Regions from separate parts of the Homo sapiens genome. Here region 1 is linked to region 2. Evidence: read pairs that join two places in POLR2A ChIA-PET (ENCODE). Cell type or tissue: MCF 10A. All regions are shown on one strand. Links, peaks and the distances in the headings refer to the core of each region. The heading gives the core; the rest is flanking DNA.

Evidence for each region. Peaks named below come from ENCODE experiments on the same cell type or tissue, not always from the same donor. Only the 100,000 strongest peaks of a DNase experiment are listed, where the experiment ranks them.
Region 1: POLR2A ChIA-PET joins it to region 2 with 6 read pairs; 3 of 35 experiments call an interaction of 5 or more read pairs at or near these places.

The regions. Positions count from the first base shown.
Region 1 is chr7:139,326,807-139,331,206 of GRCh38, reverse strand. It overlaps a transcript of UBN2 not described here. Among named protein-coding and RNA genes, the nearest start is that of TRR-CCT4-1, 12 kb to the left of the region's middle. In MCF 10A, for the core only: no CTCF peak of the experiment used is centred there; a DNase peak (open chromatin) is centred at 2,586.
Region 2 is chr7:139,241,273-139,245,672 of GRCh38, reverse strand. The region is part of intron 2 of UBN2 (ubinuclein 2); the gene reads right to left. Among named protein-coding and RNA genes, the nearest start is that of UBN2, 12 kb to the right of the region's middle. In MCF 10A, for the core only: no CTCF peak of the experiment used is centred there; no DNase peak of the experiment used is centred there.

The DNA of each region.
Region 1 (4,400 bases), core at 176-4,175, 86 kb before region 2:
CCTGTGAGTCATTCTAGCAAATTATCAAATCTGGGAGGATTGTGGGAACCCCTGAATTTATAGTTATGTCAGACAGAAGTGTGGGTAACCTGGGGACCCAATACTGGAGACTGGCCCAGGTCGTGTAAGTGAAGGCAGTCTTGTGGGACTGAATGCTTAAAGCTGTGAGTCTTATAGTAACTCTGGGTAGTTACTGTCAAAATGGAATTGAATGGTAGGATTCTCGGTTGGTGTCTGGAGAGTTGGAGAATAGGTTGGTGTCAGGAAGGGAAAAAAACAACTACCCTCATTTGGTGTTGAAGAGGTGTGAGAAAAAACCCAACAGTGGTATTGTAAAAGGGTGCAACCACTATGGAAAACTGTATGGCAGTTCTTCAAAAAATTAAAAATAGAACTACCATAAGATTCAACAGCCCCACCTCTGGGTATATATCCAAAAGAATTCAAAGTAGAAACTCAAACAGATATTTGTACACCCACATTCATGGCGGCATTATTCACAAGAGCCAAGAGGTGGAAACAACCCACGTGTCCATCAGTGGATGAATGGATAAATAAAATGTGGTCTATTCATATCATGCAATATTATTCAGCCTTACAGAGGAAGGAAATCCTGTCACATGACAAACAACATGGACTAACCTTGAAGACATTACACTAAGTGACATAAGCCAGTCACAGAAGGACAAATACTACATGATTTCACTTATATGAAGTATCTACAGTTGTCAGAGTCATAGATAAAGAAAGTTGAATGGTGGTTACCAGGAGCTGGAAGTAAGAGGCAAAAAGGAGTTATTTAATGAGTACACAGTTTCAGTTCTACAAGATCTGGAGATCTAGTTCACAACAATGAAAACATACTTAACACTTAAAACAGTTATGATAAATGTTATGAATTTCTCATACACTTAAAAATTGAAAAATTTCTCTGTCACTTAAAAAAACTGATTTTGTTTGGTTTTTGGCCTCTATAGATACCCCAAACTTGCATTAATTGAGGTCATCTAAGGTGATGTACATTTGAAGCAAATAGTTCTTTTTCCAAGTAAAGTAATTGAGGGGGCACCCTATAATATGACAGGTGTTGTAAGGGCTTCACTACAAGAAAACTCTTTTCTGGGGATTTTCTTAGGGGGAGATGGGAACTTCAGGCTCATATGGTACCTTGCCCAGAGTGCACAGCTTGTGGGCCTTGTGGAGCCAGCATGAGAACGCAGGACTATCTGACCCCAAAGCTAGAGTTCTTAGTCATTGCACCTTGGTACCTTTGCAGCCATGGCCACAGCTATTTGTTGAATTAATTGAACAGGAGTTGGGAGAATGCTTTTCTGCTTTTCTTTTCCAGTTATGTTAGTGGCCCCAGTCCTCTGATCACATTCTCAGTTTGTTGGTGCTAAATCCTGGTCTGGGGGCAGCCAACTAGCCTAGAGCAGAGTTGGATTCCAAAGAAGGGTTTGGCCCTCATTTTGAATACCTGTACAAGCAGAAACATACTGGGACAAGACGTTCCAAGGCATCCTGGAGCTCCTACATCCATCACCCACGTAAGAATGCTCTCACGCCAGTTCCTATGGGTTTGGAGCTATGATAACTAAAAACTCCTATGGCTTAGAATGGAACAACCTTCTCTCCTCTGTAGTGGATTACTTCTGTTTCAGTGGGAATGAAAGTGTCAGGCCAGTGGGGCTCAATACTGAATATACATTAGAATTACCCAGGGAGACTTTCAAAAACACCAGTGGCTGGGACCCACCCCCAGAAATTCTGATTCACAAGTTGGGCTAGGGTCCAAGCAACAGTAATTTTTTTTTTAAGCTTAATGTGTAGCTGGGGTCAAGAACTGCTGTCTCAGCAGATAAGCAACTGGAACAGTGGTTGACTGGGGGAATCACAAGAGTATCCGATTTCTCCTTGACCCTTCTTGTCAGGGTCCAAATTGTTCAGAGACATCTCTAAGGCAAGGCCCCTGTAAGAAAAGAAGAAACAAGTCTTATTTTTGAAAAAAAAAAAAAAAAAATCTTTTGCTCACAGCAACTGGCCATACTGACCTCTAAATCATTCCCTGGCTTTATTTCACACGAATTTCTGTCCTTGGCCTTGAAGTTTATAATTAAAAAAAAAATAGAGATTGGATCTTGCTATGTTTCCCAGGTTGGTCTCAAATGCCTGGGCTCAAGTGATCCTCCCATCTCAGCCTCCCAAAATGCTGGGATTACAGGTGTGAGCCATCTCAGCCTGCCTGAAGTTCATGATTTTTAAATTGCTGCTAAAAACCTCTGCATTTGAGTTTAATCTTTAGTTTCTACTGATGGGTTTCTAATTTCTTTTCCTTTTTTTTTTTTTTCTTGAGACAGGGTCTCAGTCTGTTGTGGAGTGCAGTGGTATGATCATAGCTCACTGCAGCCTCAACCTCCCCAGCTCAAGCAATCCTCCTGCCTCAGCCTCCTGAATAGCTGGGACTACAGGCATGTGCCACCATACCTGACTATCTGATTTCTGATTTAACATGTTTTTGTGAGTTTCATAATGCTGATGCTGGTTCATCTCTGGTGTGAGTCATGATTCATCCTAATTTTCCCTGGACTCTTTCCCAGTACAAGCTAGATGACCTATGTCTCAGCTCCATCATCTTCCATGTGAGCCAGGATGCAACTGCTCAGAGTAAGGACTTCTCACTCTAGCAGCTCTTCTGTCCGAGGTCCCTGTCAGGGTTTGGCTCTAGCTGTGGCCCCTGATATGGTTTGGCTCTGTGTCCCCACCAAAATCTCATGTCAAATGGTAATCCCCACATGTCAAGGGAGGGGCCTCGTGGAAGGTGATTGGATCATGGGGGTGGATCTCCCCCTTGCTATTCGCACGACAGTGAGTGAGTTCTCACAAGAGCTGATGGTTTAAAAGTGTGGCACTTTCCCCTCCACTCTCTCCCCTGCCACCATGTAAGATATGCCTTGCTTCTTCTTCACCTTCCATCATGATTGTAAGTTTCCTGAGGCCTCCCCAGCCATGTGGAACTGTGAATCAATTAAAGCTCTATTCTTTATAAATTACCCAGTCTCAGGTAGTTCTTTATAGCAGTGTGAAAATAGACTAATACAGCCCTTTTTGATATAATCTTTCAAACCCTAGCTGGAATCCTGACACTTTCAGAGTCAACAGAAGAGGAAACTATATAACTTAAGGAGAATGAATTAATCTGTCCCACTCACATTCATGTTTATTTTATCAACCTCTAGTTCACAAGTATATGGTTTTAAAGGGCAAATACACAGGAGGGATTAGGGAGAATTCTATCAGTTATTCTCCTTGTGATAGAAATTTAAGCAGTTTTCTGAGATGCAGCAGATTTTAGCCAGCCCTGAAGAAGCGGGATAATCTTCTGGAAATAGGTCTTCAATAACTGTTGTGGTAAGGGGTGATACGAATTCTGGACTTACTGAACTGCCACAAGACTCTTATCTTCCATTCTATGCTATTAGTTCATTAAGGCAGAGTGCTATGGTTTGAATGTATTCCCCAAAGTTCATATGTTGGAAACTAGGTTCCCAGTGCAAGTGTTGGGAGGTGAGGCCTAATAGGTGATTAGGTCACGAGGGCAGAGTGCATTAATATTGTTATTGCAGAGTGCTCGTGGTCACTAGAGTGGGCTTGTTATAAAAGTGAGTTTGGGCCCCTTTTGCTTTCTTGCCCTTCTGCCTTCTGACACAACACAAAGGCCCTCACCAGATGCCAGCACCTTGATATTGGACTTCCGAGCCTCCAGAATTATGAGAAATAAATTTCTTTTCTTTATAAATTACCTAGTCTGCGGTATTCTGTGATAGTAACACAAAATAGACTAATACACAGAGTAAATAATAAAATGTTGGCTCTGGGCTGGGTGCAGTGGCTCACGCCTGTAGTCCCAGCACTTTGGGAGGCTGAGGCTGGCAGATCACCTGATGTCGGGAGCTCGAGACCAGCCTGACCAACATGGAGAAACCCTGTCTCTACTGAAAATACAAAATTAGCTGGGTGTGGTGGCACATGCCTGTAATCCTAGCTACTCAGGAGGCTGAGGCAGGATAATCGCTTGAACCCGGGAGGCGGAGGTTGCGGTGAGCTGAGATCGCGCCATTGCATTCCAGCCTGGGCAACAAGAGTGAAACTCTGTCTCAAAAAAAATAAACAAATAAAATAAAAAGAAAAGAAGAAGAAAATACTTTCATTAAAAGGATGCGGGGTGCCTCTCACAATTTTCTGGTAAGGCTAGAGACCAGGCTTGGGAGTGACACAGCCAACAACCTCACCCAAATCCTGCCACAGATCTGGTTCAGTGAAAACAATCCCAGGCACAGTCACCACAGTTTGCAGTGGTGACACAGTGGCCCTGGGCTGGACCCAGACACCTGCACCAAAGC
Region 2 (4,400 bases), core at 326-4,325:
TCTAGGCATAAATAGCTGCCTATGAGATTTACCTGGGAAAACTAAACAAACAGGTTCTGTTGTAATGGGCACAATCAGATATATGTAGAAGTGCAAACAATTTATGGGTAATTAGAGATTTAGGAACATCTATGTCTAGCCAAAGTGACTAGTTTGTTGCCACCAGAAACCATAATAGTTCTGAGTCCATAATCTAATCTAAGTAGTAAAATGATTAGTATTGTTAAATAAGTATAAATCTTATCAAGGGGAGCAAATAAAAGACTTAAAGCTTTATTTGATCATAATAGTATTAATCTGACCAAAATGCTTCCCCTCAAAATGATCTTACAGGTATAAGGTCTTCACAAAGCATATCAATTATAAAAGTGTAAATTATACAAACTATCACATATCCATTCAATGTTAATAGCCATTGAAGAATAATGTGGTAGGCTGGGCGAGGTGGCTCATGCCTATAATCCCAGCACTTTGGGAGGCTGAAGCAGGTTGATCGCTTGAGCCCAGGAGTTCAAGACCAGCCTGGGAAACATGGTGAAATCCTGTTTTTCAAAAAAAAAAAAAAAAAAAAAAAAGCTGGGCATGGTGATGCGTGCCTGTAGTCCCAGCTACTTGGGAGGCTGAGGTGGGAGGATCGCTTGAGCCCAGAAGGTCAAGGCTGCAGTGAGCTATGATCACATCACGGCACTCCAGTCTGGGTGATGAAGACCTTGTCTCCAAAATAAATAAATAAATTTTAAAAAATTGTGATAGAGAGTATTTATTAATATAGAAGGTAACAAGAAGAGTTTCCTAAATGTTATGTACAGCTCAGGCTATTCACGAAAAGGTGCTATCAATGTTCACTAAGCATTTGAAAAGGTCCTCAACTTAACTGGTTATTATGGAGACAATAGCTAAATAACAAGATATTGTTTCTTACACTATCATATGAACAGGATATTCTCATCTATGAAAAACAAAACATAGCAATATATATCTATAGATATGTATAAAATGCTCAAAGAATACACAACAAGCAGATAACCATGGTCATTACGACAGAGAAGGGATAGAACTGGAAGCAGTGGTGCAGGAAGACTTTGATGTAATATGTATTATTTGAATTTGTTTTTAATAAAAGGAACATATTCATGTATTGCTCAGGTGATCTAACTTTTTTTTTAAGAGATGGGGTCTTGCTATGTTGCCCAGGCTGGTCTTGAACTCCTAGGCTCAAGACATTTATCTTCTCTGCCTCAGCCTCCCAAGTAGCTGGGATCACAGGTGTGAGCCACCACACTAGGCTCTTAAAAAAATTTTTTTATAGTGTAAGAAAGTACAAACGTAATTGCACATGGATTTTTAAAACTCCTGAAAGGATACACTTTCAACTATCAAACTATTCACAGTGGTTCTGCCTGGCAGTGGACTTACAGGTGATTTGCTGATTTTTATTTTGATCTTTTCATTTATCTGTATTTATATATCCTCTTACAGTGAACAGTAACAAAAAAAAATCTTTGAAATATGTGACTGCCCACATACACATAGCTCTCTGGGGCAAGAAACTCACAGTGTCTCTAAGGAGTGACCTGGTTAGCTGGGAGTCAGGGGTAGGAAGGAGATTTACTTTCTATCATTAGCTTTTGTATCTTCCGAGTTTTATTAAGGACATGTACTACCCACTCAATAAATGTTATTTTATTAGGTTTGGCCCACCAAATGTTCACTACCAAAGTTTTGAACTCCTCCTCATTTGGCTCTACTTTCCAGTCCCACTGTGGGGAAAGAGTTTTGGAAAACGTGTATTTGACACACCCAAACCTGAGTAGCTCTTTCTTAACTCACTCTCCAACAACCAGAGTTCCAAAGGCATTGCTCCACTTATAAATAGATTTTTGCCAACTATAAGGCACAATCTCCAGTTCCCTCCTTCATCACAGAGGCCATTAGAGTAGTTTTCTAGGTACAGTTTGCTTTTCCTCACTTGTGGCCTTCCTGGAAAACTTCTAACCCTGACCTGCCTCCTGCCTTACCACCCCATATCTATTCTCCACCCTCCAGTTCCCTAACTGTGCTAAAATTCAATAATGTGTAAATTGTATAAGCTGGAACCAAACTTTTGGCAGTTGCCAGAAAGGTACATATAAATTAATTCACAAATATTAAAATTTAACCTAAAGAAACTCAAGTTACATTGGCAAAGGATTATACTATCTTCCCTACTAGAAAGACTTCTGTTGAATTACTCTCTTTTTCAGTACCCTTACTGCAACAGAATCAAAGTCTTACTTGATAAATTCTCTGAACCTCTGCAGTTGATATTACACAGTTTATAAATTAAGTAGATCTTATAAAAATCAAAACTTATTTTCCAAACAACAAGAACAAAAAAAAACCCTTGAATTTTGCTATATCTAAAGTGAAGAACTTTCTTCTTATCTACTGTTCTAGGTACTAGCTCCCTGTGACTCAGAAGAATATTCCTTACTGAGTCATTAGTACTTGCTTAACCTGACAATCAGTGTTTTAGGCCAATGCAGCCTCATTACAGTGTAACACTCAACTGGAAAACAAACAAACAAGATGTTCTTAGTACTAGACCCCCTGACCCCAAATTGCCTCCAGCTAATAGTAAACCAAACTAAAAACCAACATTCATTGATAACCTCTAGTAGACAGAGCAAGAATGACCCTGATTACTAAAAAACACACCAGTCCTATAAGTGAGAAGAAAACATCCTGTCGTCACAAGACTCCCTACTTGTCCCAGCCCTGCCACCTTATCTCTTTACATCTGTGCCCATTTCTTCAACCTACCAATAGAAAGGAGCTGAGTTTCAAGGCAGTGGAAATACAGCCAAGAGCTGACTACACAGCACAAAAATAGTATACACAACTTCTATAATCACCACATATGGATACCAGTCCTTCCTCCTAAATACCCTAAAACTGCTGATTCTCAATTGTTCCTAAGGCATTAAAGAAGGCTGAAGAGAATTTATTCAATTCAAAGAGGCCAAGGAATTAAAAGGGCATGTCACAGCAAGTGATCAGAATGGGTAACTGCAATAAAGAAATTATTATTTGAGCTAGGAATTCCTCCTTGCCCTTTAAGGCCCTCTCCCCTCCCCCAGTTTGCTTTAAAAGATTATTTTATGTTTTTATTGTACATGTAATATCATACTATTATTGGTCTACAAAACCCTAAATCCACTGGTATTTGTGTTTTGCAAGTAGAATTTACTTTGTGGTGGTGTCAACAAGTTTGCCCAAAGCTCTACATCGAGATGATCCTTAGGGACCAGACCTCACATAAGGCCAAAACAAACAGGTTAACCAGCCTATGAAGTTCCCAAGGAAGCTCTAACCCCTCAGCAAGTGTGGATGATCAACTAAAATAATATGAGTAATTGATATGATTCTTACAACTCCCAGAAACAGTACACAAATGCTTTCAAAACTAACTACTTGGTATCAGTTTCACATTTGAAGACAGTTTAAAACAATAATCTATAATTATTTTAAGACAAAATTATATTTCTTTCCACTTAGCCGAGTAGTATTTACTGTGAAGATGTTACTCATCAGAAATTAGTTATTCCAAGATACTGCCATTCTTTAAAACATTATCTGGAAAGACTCACTTTTACAAGTTATACAAAAGAAAATCAAGACTTTTTTTGGGGGGGGGAGCTGGATTCTCGCTCTTGTCGCCAGGCTGGAGTACAACGGCGTGATTTCGGCTCACTGCAATCTCTGCCTCCTGGGTTCAAGGGATTCTCCTGCCTCAGTCTCCCGAATATCTGGAATTATAGGTACCCACCACCATGCCCAGCTAATTTTTGTATTTTTAGTAGAGATAGAAAGGTTTCACCATGTTGGCCAGGCTGGCTGCACTCCTGACCTCAGGTGATCTGCCCACCTCAGCCTCCCAAAGTGCTGGGATTACAGGCACGGGCCGCTTCACCTAGCTGATTTTATTATTCTTATTCTTATTAGAGACAGGGTCTCAAGAAAATCAAGAGTATTTAGAAGAATAATTTGTCTTTGAGTGAAAACAGTGTTATTCCATTTGGTCAACTGTTTTATTTATAAGACTGCTCAGAATTACTTTTCTACTATCAAATCTACCCTTACCCTTCTTTTTAAAAGAAGTATGAAACTACTAGGGCTCTGAGAGCCCAAAACCACATAGAACTAAGTGTGAAAGATAGTATTCAAGGTCTATATAGCACAGTAAGCAGATTTTAAAGTTATAATGTGATTTCATGATTATTAATAAATGCCTGGCAGAATATATGTCTTCCTATTCAGAGAGTCATTCAGATTCAAAGAGTCTTAACTGAGCCCCTGCTAGGCACAAGGTATTGTGTTAGGTGCTTTCATTTAGATTAGTGAATTTATATCCAATTCTA